2 separate regions of the Homo sapiens genome follow, and region 1 is linked to region 2. A link is a loop called in an ENCODE intact Hi-C map of the cell type or tissue named here. Cell type or tissue: spleen. All regions are shown on one strand. Each heading gives the region's core, and the rest is flanking DNA. Links, peaks and the distances in the headings are about the cores only.

The links. Hi-C counts contacts between places; a loop is a spot of excess contacts. Peaks named below come from ENCODE experiments on the same cell type or tissue, not always from the same donor. Only the 100,000 strongest peaks of a DNase experiment are listed, where the experiment ranks them.
Region 1: it touches region 2 in a loop (2.1-fold over the local background); 51 of 110 quality-filtered maps call a loop at or near these places.

What each region holds. Positions count from the first base shown.
Region 1 is chr15:77,429,118-77,441,268 of GRCh38, reverse strand. All of the region lies in intron 1 of HMG20A (high mobility group 20A), which reads right to left. Among named protein-coding and RNA genes, the nearest start is that of HMG20A, 14 kb to the right of the region's middle. RefSeq lists an enhancer at 10,820-10,919. In spleen, for the core only: no CTCF peak of the experiment used is centred there; no DNase peak of the experiment used is centred there.
Region 2 is chr15:77,478,473-77,490,623 of GRCh38, reverse strand. It overlaps HMG20A (high mobility group 20A), which reads right to left. Exons shown (of 10, transcript NM_001304504.2): 8 at 12,114-12,151; 9 at 11,303-11,445; 10 at 5,021-7,654. The coding sequence ends at 11,309. Among named protein-coding and RNA genes, the nearest start is that of HMG20A, 64 kb to the right of the region's middle. In spleen, for the core only: no CTCF peak of the experiment used is centred there; no DNase peak of the experiment used is centred there; H3K27ac peaks cover 6,058 bases.

The DNA of each region.
Region 1 (12,151 bases), core at 2,266-10,265, 50 kb after region 2:
CAGTTTATACTGAGGGCTCTGGAGTCAGACTGCCTAGATTCCAATCTCATCTTTTACGTATTAGCTGTGGAACTTGGGCAAGCTAGTCAAAAGCTCCAAACCAAGGTTTTCTTATCCTATAAATGAGAAGAGTAATAGTACATACTATATAGAAGTTATCTCAAGAAGTAATCTGTGTAAATAAAGCAGGTAGTATGGTGTCATCATATAGTAAGAGCCTAATAACAATAATGATAGCAATAATTGCAGCAAGAATTTATTGCTTACTAAGTACCAGGCACTATTTTAAGAGCTATACGTGTATGATACCACTTAATCCACACATCTGCCGTATCAAGTAGATATTATCATTAGCACCTATTTTATAGTGAACAAACTGATCCACAGAGGGGTTAAGTAACTTACAAATGTTTACTGTGATAGTCACTATGGCTATTCAAAAATATTTAGATCTCCTTTCAGAAACATAAGAGGAAACTTCCTCACTGCCTCAGAGAAGACACAAGGACCATGTAACTCATGGGCAATGAAAGTGAGTGACATATGATTCTTCTGGGCAGAAAATCTGAGTCTATAAGCAATTTGCCATGTTTCCTTCCCCTGAATACAGTGACTGTGGAAGTATATATTATAATGTAGTTTACATCCGCCTGGTTGTCTAAGTGACCACAAATAGCATAGCCCCATGTTGACTCACTTTGGACAAATAGCATAAGTGAGAAAAGAAAGCCACTGAGATTTTGTGGTTGTTTATTACCACAGCAATATAAATAGCAATAACCTAGCCTATCCTAACTGACACCTTCTCAGTTAATAAATTTCAGATTTAAGTAACATCATTATCTACTTATTTATAGTTAATACCCAAGGTTTCAAAATAAATTATGGGAGAAAACAGTACATTTCTATCCATTTACTTCTTTTTGTGTGTGTAAACCAACAAAAGTTCACTATTATCTAGTTTAATACCACAATTTAAGAATTGTTGGTCTAAATGTCTTCATGATCTTAGGCTAGGCAAAGATTTCTTAAAGAGGACAAAGCACTAACCACATTAGAGAAAAGTGACAAATTGGAGTTCACTATAGTTAAGAATGTCTGTTCATCAGAAGATCATGTTAAAGGAGTAAAAAGGCAAGCCACAGACTGGGAAATTATATTTGTAATACATATATTCCCTAAAGACTCATATTTAGAATATACGAAGAACTCCTAAATATCACTAAGATTAAAAATAAATGACCCATTTTTTTAAAAAAGGGGGCTAAATACAAAGCAAGCACTTCATAAAGAGACTATCCAAATGATCAATAGCTATAGAAAAAGAGACAGTATTATATACCCACCAGAATGGCTAAAATAAAAAAAAATGACAATACACAGTGGTAGCAAGGATGGAGAGGAACTGAAATTCTCTGACGGTGCTACTGGGAATCTAAATGGGGACAATCATTTTGGAAAACTATTTAGCAATATCTGTTAAAATACACCTATCCTATGAACCAGCAACTCCATTCCTAGTAATATATCATAGAGAAATGAGTGTATATAACCAACAGAAGACATGTATGCGAATGTTCATAGCAGCTTTTTAAATAATAGCCTCAAAGTGGAACCAACCCATGTGTCCATCAACAGTAGCATGGATATGTTATGATATAGTCCTACAATGAAATCAGTGGAATACTATACAGATTGAACTACTGCTACATGCAACATGGATGAATTTCATAGATATAATGATGAGCCAAGAAGCCAGACCCACGAGAATAAATATTCTATGAATATATTTATATGAAGCTCAATAACAAGTAAAACAACCGTATAGTGACAGAAATCAGAATAGTGGTTATCTCTCGTGGGGAGAGAGAAGGTAATGACTGAAGAGCCTCCTAGAGTGACGAAAATATTCACAGGCACATATATATCTATGTAAAAATTCATTGATTTTTGTACTTTACTGTATGTACCACAGTTTTAAAAAGTAAAAGAAAAAAAGCAGCATTGGTTAAGATGAGAATTCCAAGATTAGAAGGTCCCACAAAGATCACTGAGTCCAATCATACAACCAAGGCTCAGCCCCCAACCTGAAAGCCTCTCTTGGGAATGTCTACTTCCACTTCTCAATAGCTCTGACAATTGTAAAGTTATTCTTTATAATGAACTCCAAACCTACGGACGGGCGTGGTGACTCACGCCTGTAATCCCAGCACTTTGGGAGGCTGAGGCAGGTGGATCACGAGGTAAGGAGATCGAGACTATCCTGGCTAACACGGTGATACCCCGTCTCTACTAAAAAAATACAAAAAAATTAGCCGGGCGTGGTGACAGGTGCCTGCAGTCCCAGCTACTCGGGAGGCTGAGGCAGGAGAATGGTGTGAACCAGGGAGGCGGAGCTTGCAGTGAGCCGAGATCACGCCACTGCACTCCAGCCTGGGTGACAGAGGAGACTCCGTCTCAAAAAAAAAAGAAACTTGAAAACATTTTCTCTTGAAATGAAATTTATCTGGTTTAAAATTGGTAGTAAACAGGCATTTTTTCAAGGGTTTTGGGAAATGCTAGTAGCCTGAAAGCTGTTTCAAATTGTTGTGCTTATAATTTTCTACCAAACGTACAATTAAGCATCTTATTGTATTAAAACCAGCTTCAAAAACAATAATTAAAAACTACATCTAAGATGGAGAAAGCAAACCCAAGCTATATAAGAAAATGCAGAGTATCTTGTAATATCAAATCATAATAGATGTGTATAACCTATAAAACACGTGAATACATTAATATTGTGAAATATGGTCATTTTTTGCTTTATTCTGATTATTCTGATTAAAAGACATGTCATATACTTACTGTGGTTGCATTATGGCATATTTATGTGACTAAAATAGTTAATAATATTTACAAACAATATTGTAAATCTCAGGAGTAACCAAATGCGATTAGACTAACTTTTCTTTGTAGGGCCCTTATGTATTTTTTTAAAATTGCAGTTTGGCTGGGTCCAGTCGCTCACACCTGTAATCCCAGCTCTTTGGGAGGCCAAGGTGGGAGGATCGCTTGAGCCCAGGAGTTTGAGACCAGCCTGGGCAACATAGCCAGATCCTGTCTCTAAAAAAAAAAAAAAAAAAAAAAAATTAAAACTAAAAACCTAGCTTGGTGTGGTGGTATGAGCTTGCAGTCCAAGCTACTTGGGAGGCTGAGGCGGGAGGATCACTTTTGCCTAGGAGTTCAAGGCTGCAGTGAGTTATCATGCCACTGCACTCCAGCTTGGGCCACAGAGCCAGATCTTGTCTCAAAAAAACGAACAAAATTGCAGTTCTAGAAAAGAAGACAAAGTTATTTAGTCAAGACTGCTATTGAGAACTCTCTATCTTTACTTTTAAAGAGTTTCAACTTAGGGCTGCGCACAGTGGCTCACACATGTAATCCCAACACTTTGGGAGGCCGAGGCAGGGAGATCATCTGAGGTCAGGAGTTCAAGACCAGCCTGGCCAACATGGTGAAACCCCATCTCTACTAGAAAAATACAAACATTAGTCAGGTGTGGTGGCGCATGCCTGTAATCCCAGCTACTCAGGAGGCTGAGGCAGGAGAATCGCTTGAACCCAGGAGGCAGAGGTTGCTGTGAGCTGAGATCACGCCACCGCACTCCAGCCTGGGCAACAAGAGTGAAACTCCGTCTCAAAAAACAAAAAAAAAGTTTCAATCTAAAAAATGTGGGTAGGTGTATTCCTCTGTGGGGGCTTAAATAAAATCTGCACACACTGCCAATTTAGCTTAGCACTGAGAAGACTAATCATCAAAAACTTCAAAAACATCAAAAACCAGAGGAAACAAGCAACTCCTTCATGCTCTCAGGGCACAGCACACACCTATGAAGTACTTCCCGACCTATAGTTTACCTAGGATGGCATGATCTATTTTCTTATTCATTACATATTTTCAGTAATATGTACCAGGTACATGGTTAAGATACCAGCAATACAATGGTGAACAAATTGTCTCTGCCCTCATGAAAAACTACAGTTGGAGATGAAAGACGTTCAGCAAATATACCAATAAATAAACTTTAAATTTGTTTAAAATGCTCTGAAGGAAAAGAACAGAAAGCTATAGAATAACAGGGGAGACTTCATTTAGACAGGGGACCTCTTTGAAGAAGGAACACATAACCTGAGAGCTAAATGTTAAGTAGGCACATTGCATACTGAGGAATTAGCTTATTAGGACCCAGAGGTGAGAGAGAACTTGATGCTTTGGAGGAAGTGAAAGGCGGCTTGTGGCTGGAGAAAAATGAGCCAGAGAGGAAAGCAACAAAGACAGGTAGACAGGAACCAAATCCAGAACAGATCTGGGGCCATGTCAGAAATCCGGGTTTTCCCCAAAGTATAAGAGTAAACCTCTGAGGAATTTTAAGGAGAAATTTTAAGGAGGGGCATGATGTGACATTTATGCTTTCTAAAAGTTCATTCTGACTTCTGTGTAAAGAATAGATGTGTAAGAATGGATCTAGAGGCCAGGTGTGGTGGCTCACACCTGAATCCCAGCACTTTGGGAGGCTGAGGCAGGTGGATTACTTGAGATTGGGAGTTTGAGACAAGCCTGGCCAACATGGTGAGATCCAGTCTCTACTAAAAATACAAAAATTAGCTGGGCATGGTGGTGCACACCCATGGCCCCAGCTACTTGGGAGGCTGAGGCAGGAGAATTGCTTGAACCTGGGAGGCAGAGGATTCAATGAGCCGAGAACATGCCACTGCACTCCAGCCTGGGCAACAGAGTGAGACTCTCCATCTTGGGGGAGGGAAAAAAAAAAAAGAAAATGGATCTATAAAGATCAGTAGGGAAGTAGTTACTGCAATAGTCCACCAGTCCACCATAGCATGACAGTGGCTTAGAAAAGGATAACAACAGTGGAGATGTAGCAAAGAGGGTGGATCTGAGATATATTTAGGAGGTAGAATCAATAGAATCTTGCAGTGGTCTGGATAGGGGGGTGTGTAAGTGTGTGTGTTGAACGGGTAAGGGGATTAGTAAGAGGTCTCAAGAATGAGCCCAAGATTTTTAACGAAGAAATTAGTAGACTGAGTTGTCATTTATGGAGATAAGGAATACTCGAGATGTAGAAGTAGAAAAAGTATTAAGATTAGACATGTTCATTTTAAGATGCCTTTGAGATAAAATATCAAGTTGTACTCTGTATACAGAACAAAAGTCTGAGATGGAGACAGGAGTTTAGGAGTTTCCAGCAAGTATAGTAGATAGTATTTTAAAGCATGAATGTATGATATAACCTCAGGAGAGATAATAGGTTAAAAGGAGTTAGAATTGTGTTCTGAGGAACTCAACAGTTAGAAGATGAGTAGAGGAGGAACTGCAAAAAGGACATGAACAGAGGTAGGCAGAGAGCCAGGAATGCGTGGTGTCAGACTATCTCAAGAAAAAAAAAAAAGATGCACCTACATGTTACTGAGGTTAAATGAGAATGTAAAAGATGCCCAAGTTTTTTGACAACATGGAAGTTATTAGTAACCTAGTAGAGCCCTTTTGATGGAATGGTGGGGTAGAAGCATACCACCTACATGGTTTGTGTATAGGGAATGTAGAGAAAAATAATACAGTCCTTCAAGTCATTGAGGGAGTGGAGGGTTTAAGTAAACTTAAAGTACAAAACAAATGGCTGGGTGCAGTGGCTCACACCTGTAATCCTAGCATTTTGGGAGGCCGAGGCGGGCGGATCACTTGAGGTCAGGTGTTTGAGAGCAGCCTGGCCAACATGGTGAAACCCCATCTCTACTTAAAAAAAATACAATAAAAGAATTTAGCCAGGCATGGTGGCACGCATCTGTAGTCCCAGCAACTTGGGAGGCTGAGGCAGAAGAACTGCTTGAGCCCAGTAGGCGGAGGCTGCAGTGAGCCAAGATCGCGCCACAGCACTCCAGCCTGGGTGACAGAGAAGACTGTCTCCAAAATAAATAGACTATAAAACAAAAATTATGCAAATTTTAAGTGTACAGCTTGACAACTTTTCATAGACTGTATCACCTGTAGCCTTATCAGAATAAACAGAATATTACAACAAGCAGAAATCCCCTACCTTATGCCCCTTCCCATTCACTATCCCTGTAAAAGTAATTACTATGACTTCTAAGATTTGTTCTGCTTGTTTCTGAACTTTATTCATATACTATGTAATTATTTGTACTTACATGCACTTATCTGGCTTCTTTTGCTCGATATTATGCTTGGTGATCATCCATGTAGATACAAGAAACATTTGTTTACCCATTCTATTTCGATGGACATTTGGGCTATTAAGAATGATGCTACTATGAACATTCTTGTCCATTTGTGTCTTTTGGTGAACATATAAATTTCTGTTGGGTGTATACCTAGGAACAGCTGGGTCAGAGGGTGTATGATCACCTTTGGAATATACGGCCAAATTGTTTTCCAAAATGGCTGTAAAAATACACACACCTACCAGAAACATATGAGTTTCAGTGTCTTCACATCATCAATACTTGATATTCTCAATCTTTTTAATTTTAGCCATTTCAGTGGGGATGTAGTGAGAGGCCTCAAGATACTGAGAGGTCCCAAGTATCTCACTGTGGCTTTAATTTGCACTTATTTAATGTAAATAAAATAGCTGGGTGCATATTGGCCTTTGGATAGTTTCTTTTGTGGAGTGCCTATTGAAGTATTTTGTCCTTTTCAAAATTTGATTATTTGTTTTTTCCTATTTATCTGTAAGAGCTCTACAAGTCCCTTGTTGAATACATGTATTACAAATATGTATTCTCACTCTGTGACTAGTGTTTTCACTCTCATAATGTCTTTTGAAGATAAGTTTTTAATTTCATAAACTCCAATTTCATGAGTTTATGAAGTTTTTAATTTCATAAACTCCAATTTCATGAGTTTATGAAGTTTTTAATTTCATAAACTCCTTCCTTTTCGGATCATTACCTACTCCAAGATCATAAAGGTGTTTTCCAGTTTCTCCCTAAATTTTTCTTTCACATTTAGCTCTATAATCCAACTAGACCTGATTTTTGTATATGTTGTGAGGTAAGGGTTCAAGATTCATTCCCTGCCCCTTCCACACAAAACCAGGCACCATTCAATGAAAAATCCATCCCTCCCCTACTGTGGTGGATGCTACTGTTGTCATAAATTGATTACATACATATGGGATTGTTTCTGGGCTCTCAATTATGTTCCACAGATCTGTCTATCCTTGCGCCATTACCACATTGTAATTACTGTAGCTTTATAATAAATCCTGTTATCTGATAAAGTCTTACAACTTTGTTCTTCAAGTTTGTCTTGACTACTTAGTCCTTTTCATGTCTATGTGAATTTTAGAATCAACTTGTAAGTCCCTCCTTCCATCATGTACACAAATCACCTGAGATTTTATTAGGATTCCATTTAATCTATAGAGCAATTTGGAGAGAAATGATATCTTTACAATACCAAGTCTTCCAATCTATGACTACCTATTATATCTTGTTTCTCTCTATGTTTTATAGTTTTCTGTGTAAAGATCTTACAAGACTTAAATTTGATTTGTTTGATTCTATTGTAAATGGCATTTTAAAAATTTCACTTTCTAACTGTTGGTTGCTCGTGTAAGTTTGCTTATTAATTCTAATAGTTTGTCTATAGATTCTTTTAGAGTTCCTATATTCCCAAGTAACACATTTAGGTTCACGAAAGAGATTGCTCTGTAAATATCTTCTCTCAAAATATCACTGCCAGCTCTTGGCATTAAGGCTTAGATGATCTCATAAAACGACTTGTATTCTATTGAAGAGTTTGAGTAACACTGGGGTTATTTCTTCTTTAAATATTTGTAAGAATTCACCAGTGAAGTCAGGTAGACCTGGTTTTCTTTGAAGAAATTTTTTTTTTTTTTTTTTTTTTTAGAGACAGGGTCTCTAACATCCAGGCTGGAGTGCAGTGGCACAATCACAGCCCACTGTAACCTCGAACTCCTAGCCTAAACCGATCCTCCTACCTCCCGAGTAGCTAGGACTATAGGTGCACGCTATCATGCCCGGTTAATTTTTAAAATGTTCTTGTAGAGACAGGGTCTTGAACTCCTGGACTTAAATGATTCTCTAGCTTTGGCCTCCTGAAGTGCTGATGTTACAGGCATTAGCCACCATGCCCAGCCAAAATTTTAAATACTGAATTCAATTTACTTAACAGATAAAAACAGTATTCAGATATTCTATTTCTTCATGTCAATTTTTTATATGCCAATTTTAATAAAGCATTTAACAATTTGTCCATTTCATCTAAAATTTCAAATCTGTCTATGTAAGGTTGTTCATAGTATCTTCCTACCTTTTTGACATCTGTAGAATCTGTAAAGAAATTTTCCCTTTTCATTCCTGATACTGGTAATTTATGCTCTTTTTTTTTTCTTTATCAATATTGCTAGAGGTCTATGCATTTTACTAATCTTTTTAAGGAACCAACTTTTGGTCTTGTTATTTCCTAATGCCAATTTGTTGTCTTTTTTTTTTTTTTTTTTTGAGTCGGAGTTTCGCTCTTGTTGCCCAGGTTGGAGTGCAATGGCGCGATCTCGGCTTACTGCAACCTCCGCCTCCAGGGTTCAAGTGATTCTCCTGCCTCAGCCTCCTGAGTAGCTGGGATTACAGGCACCTGCCACTACGCCCAGCTAATTTTTGTATTTTTAATAGAGATGGGCTTTTGCCATGTTGGCCAAGCTGGTCTCAAACTCCTGACCTCAGGTGATCCACCCACCTCGGCCTCCCAAGGTGCTGAGATTACAGGCGTGAGCCACTGCGACTGGCCAACAATTTGTTTTCTATTTCATTGATTTCTATTTTTTTATTATTTCCTTTCTTCTACTTACTTTGGGTTTAATTTGCTGTTCTTTTCCTACCTTGATGGGTATTTAGATAACTGATTTTTTACTTTTTTCTATTCTAATATATGCATTTAAGGCTATAAATTTTTCATTGAGTATATCTTTAACTGATTCACATGTATTTTCATAATCACGCTGTTGTAAATGTGTTCTAATTGCCATCGTGATTTCTAGATTGGCAGTTATTTTCTTTAAGGAACTTAAAGGTTGCATTCTCTGAGAATATATCCAAGGGAAATGAAATCACTATGTTGAAAAGATATCTGCACTCTCAGGGTTATTGCCAGATTATTCACAATAGCCAAGATATGGAATCAGCCTCAGTATCCATCAACAGATGAACACAGAAAATGTGGTATATACGCACAATGGAATACTATTCAGCTTTAAAAAAAGGAAGGAAATCCTGTCATTTGCAACAAAATGAATGAGCCTGGAGGGCATTATCTGTTAAGTGAAATTAGCCTGGCACTGACAAATACCATATGATCTCATATGTGGAATCTAGAAAACCTGAACTCATGGAAGTATAGAGTAGAATGGTAGTTACCAGGGGTGGGGTGGGGCTGGGAAGATGTTGGTCAAAGGACACAAAATTTCAGTTTGATAGGAGGAATAAGTTTGAGATATCTATTGTACAACATGTTAACTATAGTTAATAACAATGTATTATATTCTTGAAAATTGCTAAGAGAGTAGATGCTCAGTGTTTTTACCACATAAATTGTGTGAGGTAATACATATGTTAATTAGCGCAATTTAGCTATTCCACAATGTATACATATTTCAAAACATCATGCTGTACATGATAAATACATATAATTTTTGTCAATTAAAAAAACAAAAAAAACCAGCTGGGCATGGTAGCTCATGCCTGTAATTCTAGCACTTTGGAAGGCCAAGGCAGGCAAATCACCTGAGGTCAGGACTTCGAGACCAGCCTGGCCAACATGGTGAAACCTTGTCTCTACTAAAAATACAAAAATTAGCTGGGTGTGGTGGCATGCACCTGTAATCCCAGCTACTTGGAAGGCTGAGGCAGGAGAATCGCTTGAACACAGGAGGCAAAGGTTGCAGTGAGCTGAGATCACGCCACTGCATTCCAGCCTGGGTGACAGAGGGAGACTCCATCTCAAAATAAAATAAAATAAAATAAAAAATAAATAAACCAAGTAGGTAAAAGCAAAAAAACAAACAAAAAAGTTACATTGTATTGTTTTCTGGCCCCCATTATTTCTGTTGACAAGTCAGATGTCAGTCTAATTGTTCCTTTGAAGATTATGTGTCTTTTTTCCTCTGGTTACTTTCAACAGTTTTATTTTTACTATGAAGAATGAAAGTGTGGTACTCCTTGTATTTATTCTGCTTGTCGTTTCTTGCACTTTTCAAATCCATGGCTTGATATTTGTCATCGGTTTTAGAAAATTCTCAATCACTGTCTCTTAAAATATTACTGCTTCTAACTTTCTCTCCTCCAGTCATATGTATGTTAGACTTCTTCATCATTTCCTCATGTCTCTGTAATAGTTTCATATTGTTGCTGTCACAAGTTATCCAAAGCTATTGGCTTAAAGCAATACAAATTAACTTTCTTACAGTTCTAGACTCTGCCTAGCAAACACTGTGAGGGGAAAACAAGTTTTAAAAAAGTTTCTGGGTACTGTCCTTCTCTAGGGATCTTGACCCAAGAACTAGCTACCTGGAGATCTCTAAAATCCAAGTTTTGTCTGCTCCGCCCCATAAAACTAACAGCTTCTCTGCTTTTAGAAGAAACCCTCTGCTAAGTTTCACAGCATCTTGTCATGCTCTAAGAATTAGCAAATTCCTAGGAAAAAAGAGAAGCATGGAACATCAGCCCACTTCTCTGAAGCTCCTTTGGTTCTATGGTTGTGGTTTCTTAAGTCCTGGATGCCTCAGCAGGTCTCTGATGCCTTCACTTTTCTTTTTAATTCTCATCTTTCCTGTTCTTAGCAAAAGCATTAGTCTGCAGCAACCTCATCTCTCAGAGTCATAAGTGGAAACCATAGCTTGGGCTCTGAATAAAAACTCTACTGCTTATTAGTTAAGTGATTCGGCAAGTTATTTAACCTAGAGTATTTAAACATTTGAAGTTTCAATTTTCTTTCATGTAAAATGAACGTTAACACTATCTAATGAGGTTACTGTGAGGATGTGAAGATTAAATGAGACATATTTATAAAATGTCTGATAACAAAAACATTCTTATTGTAGGTTTTGTATGTGCCAAATACTTTATATAGATTTAATAATTTAATGTAGACATAGTTATCCTCCATTTCCTTTTCAAGACCACATATTAGTAAGTGATGAAGCTCAGATTTGATTCTAGAACACCAGTTTTCAATAACTACAAATTGTTGCTTCTATAATGTTGCTTGAGTATTGTTCCTGACACAAGTAAGTGGTCAGTAAATGTAAATTATTATTATATAGAAAATATAAATGCTTCAGAAATAGACACCAATCACATTAGTTTTTCTACTTTTTCTTCTGATGTTTCTCCTTTTCATTTTTGCAAAAACATTCTTACAACATCTTTCAATGTATTCTTAAAGACGCTATTGTGAAAAATGAATGTCTTACAGCCCACTGAGTAGATAGGCAATAATTTGCTTAGGCATTATTATATTGTTGAATATTTAGAAGGTTTCAAGTTTTAGACAGTATAGATATCAGTGCTATTAACATTTTGTGCCTTTAACTATTTTTCTTATTTAAAGTATTTTCTCAGAATGAAGTTCTATATGTGGAATTATTGGCTCAAAAGTATGAACATTTTATTATTTGTTGATATAACTGCTACTGTTATTAAGCCAAAAAGTTATGATAATTATGATGCCATCAAGCAACAAACATGAAGGTTTGTATCAAGAGAACAGGAATTAAAGCTATGAAGTATAGGAATGAAGGACATGTGGACATGGGGGAAAAAAAGGAGATATGAATTTTGAGGCTGGAAAAGAAAAAATGGGGTGCTGGAAATCATTTCTTTTGAAGCAGGCAAGCGCTAGTAATCCCAGCTACTTGGGAGGCTGAGGCAGGAGAATTGCATGAGCTCACTAGCGCCACTGCACTCCAGCCTGGGAGACAGAGCAAGACTCCGTCTCAAAAAAACAAAAAAAACAAAAAAACCCACCATATTAAATTATTATTATTTTGTTTAGTAGAGATGGGGTCTTGCTATGTTGCCTGTGTTAGTCTCAAACTCCTGGCCTCAAGCAATCC
Region 2 (12,151 bases), core at 1,469-9,468:
CTTGAACTCCTGGGCTCAAGAAATCTACCCGCCTTGGCCTCCCAAAGTACTGGGATTACACGCGTAAGCCACTGTGCCCAGGAAAAACTGAGTCATTCTTCTTTTTCTTTCATTCTCCACATCCCACTCCTCAGCAATTCCTGTCCATTATACTCCCAAACTATATCCTGAATTAATCTGCCTTTTCCCACCACTCTAGGCTAAGCCACTGTCATTTCTCACTTGGGTTCCTATGCCAGCCTTCTCCTAGTCTCTCTGATTCTTCTCTTGCCCACCCCACAATTCTCTATACAGCAGCCAGAGTGACCCTTTATTTTATTTTACTTTTTATTTTTTGAGACAGAGTCTTGCTCTGTTACTCAGGCTGGAGTGCAGTGGCACAATCTTGGCTCACTGCAACCCCCACCTCCTGGGTTCAAGGGATTCTCATGCCTCAGACTCCTGAGTAGCTGGGATTACAGATGCGCGCCACCACGTCCAGCTAATTTTGTTTTGTATTTTTAGTAGAAAAATACAAACATGGTTTCACCATGTTGGCCAGGCTGGTCTCCAACTCCTGGCCTCAAGTGGTCTGCCCACTCCCACCTCTCAAAGTGCTGGGATTACAGGCATGAGCCACCACGCCCGGCCTAGAGTGACCCTTTAAAAACAGAAATCAGATCTTGTCACTCAGTTGTGTAGAACTCTCTTCACATTACACTTATGACAAACTGCAAACTCTTTACGACACTTCTGAGGATCTACATGATCTTGCTATTGCCTGCCTTGCAACTTCAAAGCCACTCTGCCTCTCGTTTACTCTGCTCCAGCCTCACCAGCTTTTTCTATGCCTTGAAATTCCAGAGTTCATTCCTGCCTCAGGATTTCAGCCTTTGTATACCCTCAGCCCTTCACCGGGCTGGCTCCTTCAAATCAATTTTGTCTTTCTTCAGAAGATACTTTTTCAGAAAGGCCTTTCTCTATCCTAGCTTATATCATTTCTTCTTATCTAGGTAATTAGCTGAGATGAGTTTGTTAGGTTACTTGTTTGTAGTCTCTTTTTCCCCAGCAAGGGGAAGAGCTCTATGGGGACTAGGACCCAGAACAATTTCTAACGCAAGAAAGATATTCAACAAATATTGTTGAATAGGTCTAATTCCAGTTCTCAGACCCACCATACCATGCTACGGCTTTGAACTCATGCCACTCTCATTAGTTATCTCTAAGACAGTACGGCTATAGTGGAATGTAAAGCCACAGTTATCTGGATATAAACCATTTCTCTACCTGTTCCCTGTTCTGTAACTGCACAAGTCACTTATCAGATCTGTGTCTTAATTTACTTACTGTAAAAATGAGTACAGTAGTCCTACTCTGTAAAGTTGTGGAATTACATAATTTACATAAAAAGCACAGCAGAGTGGCCTATGGTATATGTCTGTTATTTCTCTTTTCCCTTTAGTCTTCCACAAATTATAACAACTTATATTTAAGTGTCTTCTACTCTATGAGAGGCACTATTCTAAGTGTTTTACATGGATTGACTAATCTACATAAAAACTCTACAGGACAGAAATGATAAATATCACTATGTTACAGATGAGAAAACTTAAGTCATACAGTGGTTTATGCAACTTGCCTAAGGTCACGTAAGAGGAAAGCAGCAGAATCCAGACCTGAACCCAGCAGTGTTGTCCAATTTCAGAGGTAATAAAACAGTCATTGACTATCTTTATTGTGATCCCATGGTAAGAAACACATTTTACATTAAAAGTGTATGTAGACATATGACTGTATCTGAAGTGTAAGTTTCACAAAATAATACCCTTAACTACCTGTAGTGCATTCTGATAGTTTCTCATTTTAATTTTTAAAAATGTTTTTGACCAACTTACTGATTTAATGATCTATGAATGAATCAAAAGTGAACTTTGAAAAACTGCTTGTCTAAATTACAATTAATCCAAATGTTCTGACCTTCCAGCTACCTCAACCTCTACCAGACAAACTCTGATAGCTATCAGTTCAGATTTTCATATTTCATTTACATTCCAGATAAAGCCCTTATTAATTAGTTAAGATACTGATCCCCCACCCTGACTCAGATCTACTCTCTATTGCAAACTCTTTTGCACTTATGGAAAAAATATCTCATCAGGTAAGATTCAAATAACTTTTTCACTCTCTAAAAATTATTTGTCTCTATTAAAACTATTAATACAAGCTGCCCTATGTTAGAAATATTTATGTACAAGTCTGTCCTTCCCACTAGATTATCAGAAATTATGGAGGGCAGAAACCATGTTTTATAAACATCTTTGTATTCCCAAATAAAGGGTGAATTAAAGTGAAATGAAGAGAAGTTGGTATAAAAAACTCTGGCTCTTAAGTGTTGGATGGTGTGTGTGTGTGAGAGAGAGATTCAAATAAGAGAATCTCTTACACTGAATCTTACATATTCCCACATAAACATATAAGACATCCTCCCACTGATCTGGTGTTGCAGGTGGTTTATAAAAATCCTTCTATCTGGAAAATCTGCATTGGCCATGCACTTAATTTCCCAATGCCATTCTTATCTTCTTGTGGCTCCTCCTTTTGCATTTCACTAAGCTAAGAGAATTTACATTTCTACCTCTGGCAAAAGTTTCCCCCTGTAGACACATAGTCTTGTGAAAACTAAACTGAAATGGTTTCTGGATGAGCAGATGTACATTAACAATTTCACCTAGTCTGATTCTCAATCCTGATTTCTTTAATGGGCTGGCATATAAACTACTGCTTATATCCATAGATACTGAAGTATATATTTGAGTGCAGGCTATATATCAAAGGTAAACAAATAAAACAAAGAAAAAACCCCTGACTTGGAACTCTCAGTTGCAAGGCAGGAAATTCTTTCAGAGGGCAGGAAGTAGCTATGAGCTTTTCCGCTAAGCAATACTTCAATTTCCCCACCCTTAGGGAAAGCTTGTCCTGGTGTTGTTTCAATTCAGCAGATGCTGAGCAGTTAGAGAAAGGGAACAAACAACTAGGGGAAGTATTACCACCTGTTTATGTTGATTTTTACTAAACAAGACTGGCCACCAGCTGTTGTAGGGTAGGGGAAGAGCTAGATGGGAACAGGAAATGGCAACTCAGATGGAAGCCAGTTTTTGGCTTTCTGGCTCTCCGGGGGAAAAAAGTATCACGGAAGTACATGGTCATTCTCAAATGGCCAAGAGACAAAGGCAAGATAATGCACTCCATTCACTAGCATGGCGGGGTTGGGCTTAGAGTGCATAAATGAAGTCACACATAGTTATGAAATTAACATTAGTTGCCTACTCTATATTCATTTTCTCCTTCTTCCTTACTAAAACCTGTATTGTTGGGCACAGTGACGTCCATGCAAAAATGATATTTCTTGGCCTCCTTTATAGCTAGCTATAGTCACATGATTGAGTTCTGGCCAAATTAAGTGAAAGTGTTGAATACGATTTCCAGGAAGACTCTTTAGAGGGCCCTGACTCAGCTAGGTTTGCTCATTTTGTCCTTGCCCTCTTTTCCTCATGCTGCCAGGAATTTCAGAGTGATGGCTGATGGTCAAGTGGCTATTTTGGACCACGGGGTGACCTTGAGAAAGATCATGTTGTGGAACAGACAGGAGCCTCCATACTAGCCTTTAACTGCCCAACTTTGGCATAGTTTTCTATGAGAAAGACACACTTCTTATTTAAGCTGTTGCTAGTTCTGCTTAATGTAGAGCCAAACTCAATCCTAACTGAGATACCCTGATAGTTACTGGCAATCATGTAACAGATACTTCCTATCTTCCTGTCCTCCAAGGCAAGGTGGATTCTGTTACCTTACTCTATCCTTCTTACAATAGTACAGGATTGCTGAGGCACGTGTTATGTCAGAAGAGGAAACTGGAGTTGAAACAAATCAAGACTTGCCCAATGCCACACAAATGGCTACTTGGAGAGCAGCAGGCTCTGGAAACCAGGTTGCCTCACCCCTAGGATTTTTAAAAGCATAGTAGAAATAGGTGACAAATTTCCTTTAAAAATATTTTGATTAGTTATTTTCAAAAAGCAAGCATTTGGCTGGGCGTGGTGGCTCATGCCTGTAATCCCAGCACTTTGGGAGGCCGAGGCTGGTGGATCACAAGGTCAGGAGTTCAAGACCAGCCTGGCCAACATGGTGAAACCCTGTCTCTACTAAAAATACAAAAATTAGCTGGGCATGGTGGCGTGCACCTGTAATCCCAGCTACTCGGGAGGCTGAGGCAGGAGAATCGCTTGAAACTGGAAGGCGGAGTTTGCAGTGAGCGGAGATCGTGCCACTGCACTCCAGGCTGGGCAACAAGAGCAAAACTCCATCTCAAAAAAAAAAAAAAAAAAGCAAGCATTTAAGCACATCTCCTTTCTTCTATCAAATGATCTTCTATCAAGGGGACATCAGAGTCACTGACTTTAAAAACATCCTTGTAAGTTGTCTTCAGAATACTACTGCTATATTAAAATGAATTAGAATTCACTGTATTGTTACAGCATACATTAAAAGAGCTGACTTCTCAAACCGGTAAAGATACATTTTGAAGTAGCAATTAGTAAAATGAATGTGTTACTGTTTTAAAAGCATAACAGATGTCATGATTAATGTAGAGTTGACAAAGTCTTTAAGAGGAAAAAACAGAAATAGAACTTTTTTATTTATTTTTTATTTTTTTGAGACGGAGTCTCGCTCTGTTGCCAGGCTGGAGTGCAGTGGCACGATCTCGGCTCACTGCAACCTCCACCTCCCAAGTTCAAGTGATTCTCCTGCCTAAGCCTCCTGAGTAGCTGGGACTACAGGCTCATGCCACCATGCCCGGCTAATTTTTGTATTTTTAGTAGAGACGGGGTTTCACCAGGTTGGCCAGGATGGTCTCGATTTCTTGACCTCGTGATCTGCCTGCCTTGGCCTTCCAAAGTGTTGGGATTACAGGCATGAGCCACCGTGCCCGGCCAGAGGTAGGACTTTTTGTTACAAAGCAAGTAAAATTGAAACAGGTGAATTCAACGTAGAAAAGTTTTAATGAGACAAATGTCAAACAAGCACATCAACTTCTTAAAAAACAAAGAAAATCTGAAAGTTTAATTACAAAAACACTTATACAGAAAACTTGGCATTTCAACAGTTCCAAACACATGTACACAAGTTTTTTCTAAAATCAGTCAGAAATAAAATACCTTGTCTCCCTTTCCTCAGCTGCTTCTTGTATTTTAATTAAAAAGAAACAAAGAAATCTGTAACACTGAATAGGCAACAACTTATTTCTTGAGAACATAAAAGTACAGTAATATCTACAGGTGTACTGGGAAACATGAGTTAGGTATTGTGCTAGCCTGTAACTTCATTTACTGCCTCCTCACTGAGCACAGAGGAGAGAGGAGGTGGCACAGACCTGGTCTATAGATACTGACAGTTTTGTGGCATCTGAATCCCAGCCACCAGAGGCAGGTGAGTAGCTACTGGGAAAGACAGCATTTCAGAAGCAAGCTGCTTATTTTGTGAAAATGATTTCATACTGTAGGCTCTCTTGAAATCTCATGCATTCCTGAATATGCAAATGTTTCAAGTCACTGTCAAGTGTCCCATCTAGAGTCAGAAGAATGATGATCCTGGACCATGTTATGGCCTTTTCTGGTCACAAAAGCAGTGCTAGCAATGCTGCACAAAACTGAACACAAATGAGAAACAGAAATATGAGGAGGAAGGAAGACAGGACACAAAGCATCTGGCAGAAGGAAAAAACAAAACTCCAGAATGGGCTCTGGATGTCCTTCTGCCATAGACAGTGAGTTCTAGCTTGGGCTTTGCAGACAAGGAGTCTAAGAGAAGTGGCAGAAATAGCAGATGATGGCAGGGAAATAGGAAAATACAGAAGAGCAAGAGAACTGGCTAGGTTTATAGCAATAGATAATAATGGGGTCTTATTCTAAAAAATTGCCAAGTGATGGTATGTGGGTTTCAGCGCATGGATATTTGATATATGTTCATATAAGACATTTTAAAAACAGATTTTGTTGCTGTTGTTTTCCTTTGGACTAATAAAGAAAACAGGCAAGGAGATGCTGAGAAGACAGGATGGTGTAGCAACATGACAGGTAGTTCTGCCCTATGCCCTGACTTATGGGCATACTATGAGAGGGGCCGCACTTCTATCCACCTGCCTGCAGTGGTGTGGGGCCCAGACAACGGGCTCTGCTTGCTCTGCCTTTGGTTCCAAAGATCTCAGCTGTAACCTTTAGCCTTGTGCTCTGCAGTGTCAAAACAAAAACAAAAACAAAAACAATGAACAACCAAAAAACCCTGAGGTAAGAATCAGAACCTCTCTTTCCTTTTGCTGTTAAAGGAACCAGAAACTGCTAGGCGTGATGCTTGAGCCCAAGAGTTGTAGGCTGTAGTGTGCTATGATAGCATCTGTGAATAGCCACCGCACTCCAGCCTGGGCAACACAGGAAGACCTCATCTGTAAACAAAACAAAACAAAACAAAACAAACAAAAATGAACCAGAAAGTCCTCTTTACTTATGCTGTTAAAGAAAAAATCACTAAGGAGGGGGAAGGAAGGGAAGCCTGTCTTCCTCACATGGATTCAGCAGTTAATGGCTACAGAAGGAAGACAAAGGACATGAGAATTCTTCCTTGCTTTTTTTGTGAGCTCAAGTGACTATTTTGAATGATATTTCCACCTATCTAGATCTATGAATCATTACTCCTAAAGAAGACAGGAATTCCCTCAGTTTTCACTTACAATAAACTTAGGGCTTTGTACTCTTTCCCTTTCTCCTCTGTTTACAAGTGACCTTTTCCTCAGCAAAAATGCTCCACAAGACATTGTCAACAGATGGGAACAGAAGAGCCTTGCTGGGGCTGGGACTCCATGTCTGTGCAGGAGCAATGCTTAGAAAACAGCAGGCAGTACCAGTGAGGAAGGAAAGAGCATTCTCCTTTAGGGCAGCAATCACAAAGCCACACTGAGGGCTGGCACCCACTGAGCACCGTGTGGGGTAGGAAACACAGCCTTGCTCCACAGGGCACTGTCAGCAAGAAGCTCCTTTCTTTGGAGTCACAGCAGGGCAATGATGGGAGAAGACTGGGCCTGTCCAATGCAAGAAACTCTCCTTCAGAACCTTGCTGAGCAACCAGTTAGTCCAGAGGTCAGAAAATGGAGATGTATAAATTGGTGGGGGCCAAGGAAAGCAAAAATAACCCCCAGAGGCATTTAAAAAAGTGACAGCTAGGTAAGAAAACTGGAGCTCCACTGATAAAAGGGTCTAAGCGAAATTACAATGAAAAGTCTTCCTTTCTGCAGCAGCAGATGTCAGCATCCGGGTCACCTAGTAAGCTGAAGATATGCAGATCCACTTTAACAGAAATGGAAATGGTAGGAACCTGAAGACCCGGGAGAGTGGCTGTACACCTTCAAAGCTTCACATAAGGACAATTCCATAGGAAGCTCATATACATGTTGCTGCTCCCTCATTTGGCTTCCTGGGGTGATGGCCTTTCACTCACTGATAATTCTTTCACAAGCAAAGGGATCTGCACTCTTTCTCTGCCCCCACTCAGTTCAAATTTCCATGGATGGCTTCTCATTCCTCACAAGTAAAAACACTTATGGAACATCTTGGAGTTCTAAGACCTGTAGAATCAGGAAAACAAAACAAAACAAAAACAAAAACAAACAAGGAAAATAACACCAAGAAAGTAAGTATTGAATGGAAGGGGTTAGCGCTATGGATTTTAAAAATGCTTTGGTTTCATAAGCGTTAAAGTGAGTGCAGGGTGTATGTAAACTGAAGAACTCATAAAGCTGTAAGCAGGCAACCTCATTGAGATGTTTTACATAACATTTCAATGAGAAACATGGCCCTGTTCCAGTTCAGCAACAATGGGAGGTAGGAAAATCATCAGCTAAACACAGAAAAGCAACTATCAGGGACAAACCTGAGGAGGGAAAATGAGTACCCTACTTTAGTCTGAAGAATGTATGGTCAATCAAAACCAATTTTCTTCAAGTGTTAACTAAGGATATCTGCATGTATAGAGATGTATTATGTGCATATAATCAAGAACATTTCTCATATTAATAAAAATACAGTCACATAAGATTTTTTTTCCCTAAACTCAAACAGCCAAATATTATCATTGAAATCAGGCAACATATGCATTTTAATAGTTTATATAAGGTAGTCACCTTTCAACTTAAAATCACCCTCATGGCCTCCTCCTAGCTCCACTTGTCTCTAGGTACTACTCAGCTACAAGAAAGGTGACAGACAGGTAGGGTAATTCTTCCACTGTATATTTATCAAAATAATTTTAAAATGAGCTAAAATTCTATAACATTATAATTCCTGGATTACAATTTTTATCTGTTTACTTCCTATGTATCTTAATGCTCTATTTCAGGATTTTTTAGTGCTTTCCCCTTCCCCCATCCACCTCTTCCTTAGAGCAATGTTTTAGAAACCCAGTGAATGAGAGAGTTTAGATATCTGTGGTTCTAGTCTTGGATTCTGTACTCATCTACGCAGATATTTTCAAGCAAGATGTTTCTCCTCTCTGGGATTCAGTTTCTTCATATATAAAATGTTAGATTTCTAAAGGTCCCTAATATGCTCCTCTGAAACTTGTAGACCATTAGCTTCCCTTCACTCACTGGCTCCTGACAGTGGATGAAAACTTTGCCAAACTCTTGTCAGAGTAATTAATTGCATCATGAGTGCTGGGGACATCAGCCTCGCTGTCTGTACATATTTGTATAATGAGGCCAAACCAGTATTAATCACAGTCTTTGTAATTGTTTCCTTTGACAGTTTTGGGGGTGTGGGGAACCATCTATTGTTAGTTATGTTTGCATGGCTAGACTGTAAGAATCTGTAGTAATATAACAGTTCACACTTTTAGCTATTTTTTCAGGGGCAAAATATTTGTAGGTTAAAATCAAGGATAATAGTAATATTCTAAGTTTTCAAAGACTCATCAGAAAACAAATAATATAGTTTATACTCTTGAGATGAAAAAAGCTTTAGGAGAGTCTTACTGGCAAAATGCTCAAAATGGAAAACCACTTTTGGGTCAATACTTAATTAGCTGCCCTGTATCTATGTGAAGAGACACGATGTTATCAATTAATGTTTTCTTTCACAATCTTCCACACTGTTTCTCCCAGCTCTCACTTTTCAAGCCTACAAGAGTGCTAATTGAAAACACTGTACGAAAATGGGAAGGATGATGAGCTCCTGAATATCCCAGGCCTAGATTTACAAGCTGTTCCCTTCATAAGCAGCAGCAGTAATGCCACTTCTTTATTCTGCAGGGAGTCCAGCCATCTCTAAGAAGTACAGTCCATTCCATCTGGCTACTCCCTAGAAGGATAGTAATCCTTTCCCCATCAGAGCATGGCTGAGGCTAAAATATAATGCATTGCCTTGTACAGTTACCATCCAAGGGCATCACCAAGAAGTATAAAGACTTCTGCCTTTGTCTTTACTAGGCATTTATCTTTATATATGTTGCTCAAAGTCCAAACCAAACCAGAATATAAATTATGTATATGAGTGTGCTCATGTACTCACAGGACAAATAAAGATTCAAACCCATGACCATTCTAAGGAACATATCCTGCTGTTGACTCTTATTTTAGTATCCATATATGGCCACCTCATTGTAGAGTCTAATCTTAAAATTTCCACACAGTTTATATGTCTGCAGGTATGGAATAACTTAACCAATAGAGCAAAGGGATGCCAGTTTTGTGGGATGGCATAGTAAAGGGGTATCCTATCTCTAGGAATTTGAATGAATAAATACCAATTCCATTTGAGAAATGACCATTAGTACCAAAAAGTGTCATGGGTAGATCTCTTCTGGAAAAAAAAAAAAAAAAGGATACATACTACTGCTCATTTGTTGAACATATTTTTTAAAAACTTATTTTCTCTCTCTTTTTTGCTTATTGAGAATTTTATATTTTTATTTTGTTTTTTTTTTTTTTGAGACAGAATCTTGCTCTGTTACCCTGGCTAGAATACACTAGTGTGACCCTAGCTTACTGAAACCTGAACTCCTGGGATTAAGTGATCCTCCTGCCTCAGCCTCCTGAGTAGCTAGGACTATAGGTGTGCGCCATCATGCTCAGCTAATTTTTTTCATTTTTTTTTAAAGCAGGGGTCTCACTATTTTGCCCAAGCTGGTCTTGAACTCCTGGGCTCAGGCAATACTGCCTCAACCTCCCAAAGTGCTAGGACTACAGGTGTGAGCCACTGTGCCCCACCAAGAGTTTATTTATTTTTTATTTAAAAAAATTTTTGAGACAGTGTCTTGCTCTGTCACCCAGGCTGGCATGCAGTGGTCTGATAATGGCTCACTGCAGCCTCGCCTTGACCTTCTAAGCCCAAGTGATCCTCCCACTTTAGCCTCCCAAGCAGCTGGGACCACAAGCGCATACCACCATGCCTGGCTAATTTTTTGTATTTTTTGTAGATACGGGGTTTTGTCATGTTGCCCAGACTGGTCTTGAACCTGGACTCCAGCGATCTGCCTGCCTTGACCTCCCAAACTGCTAGGCTTACAGGTGTGAGCCATTGCACCTGGCTGAAGAGTTTATTTTTTAATCTATCAAAACCAGGGAGTTACCTGTTTGTATGGTGAGTCCACATCAACATTTAACAGACAACAGTCACTGTGTTATTGAGTGGTGAATATAAAAGCTTCCTACTTATGTAGGCTCACATACATACAATGTCTCACTGACTACTTCTAAATTATCATTAGTATTTTCCAGAGAAAAGGAAGATTAAAAATTAAGTTATATTTATTTTGTTCTGAGTGCTGTTTTGGGGATGATTTCTTCTAAGTTTCCCACTCACTTTTCAAAACCTTTTGGGAAACTAATGCCCAAGAATACAGCTAATAAGTGACAAAGCTAGAAATGAGGTCAAGCCACAAAAACCATGCTTTTCCCATTAAACCATTCTGAAGCAAGCATAAGAAAAAACTGTCTTGAGTCTGTTTTCTTTTATTTTTAGAGACAGGATCTCTCTGGACTTGAACTGCTGGGCTCAAGCAATCCTCCCACCTCAGCCTCCCAAGTAGCTGGGACTACAGTGATTCTCTTTTCTAATATTATTTACTACATTTAACAACCATGCAACAGGAATCTTAACCAAGTCTCCAACTTGTTCATCCAATGTAATCCCAGGGTTTTAGTAGTATTGATAAAGTCTGATGACATCTTATTTTTGATGATGTGCTGGCATATAAATATTTATCAGTGAGCACTCACCATTCCCTAACGATCGAGTCTGTTCACAACTTCTCGAACTGTAGCTATGAAGTTTTCATTGTCTTGGGGATTAGCTAAAATAATACTGTGCAGTCTGTTCATATATGAGTCAATGGTGTCCACTGTAGGTGTCTCTCCACTTCCTGAAGTGAGATAAGAAGAAAGTAAGAAAATCCTCCCTATTCAGTTGTACCATAAAACACAATTTCAAAGAAACAGTGATTCTAATGTGGTCTGCTCCACAGACATGCTTTTAATTTTAGAGGAGAGACTTTTAGATCTCAAAGAAATGAAATTAGTCCACATACTCTAAATAAACAGATGGGCTATATAATTGCTGTATAGTATATATGAGCAGCTGCATGTAACAGAAGGTTAGACTCGCTCAGCTTTCTGCTATGACTATCTTCAAAATGAAAGAGTATATAAGAAATACCAGTGTTCATTCTCCCTTCCTTCCCGTTAAAACAAAAACAACTAAAAAGCAAACAAACATACATAAGAAGAAACACTCTCAAGATTTACTACTCAGTTTCCAGTGTTCTGAATAGCAAATTAAGCTTAAAAGAGGGGAAAATAGATATTAAAATATAAATGGACAAAAATTTGAATGACCAGAGAGCCTGAAACATTGGACGATTTTAGCCAATACTGACATTCTATTATATCCAGAGAAGAAAAAATGTAGTTTAATTAATTTTCCTCTGGAGGAGATTTCAATCTCTCCACACCAGTACTAACATAAACAGCACCCCACTCCACACAACACACACACCCCTGTCACTGACAGTTCTCAGGCAGGAGGACTTACCAGGCAAGGGCATGCTGGCAAAGCTGCTGGTCAGCACC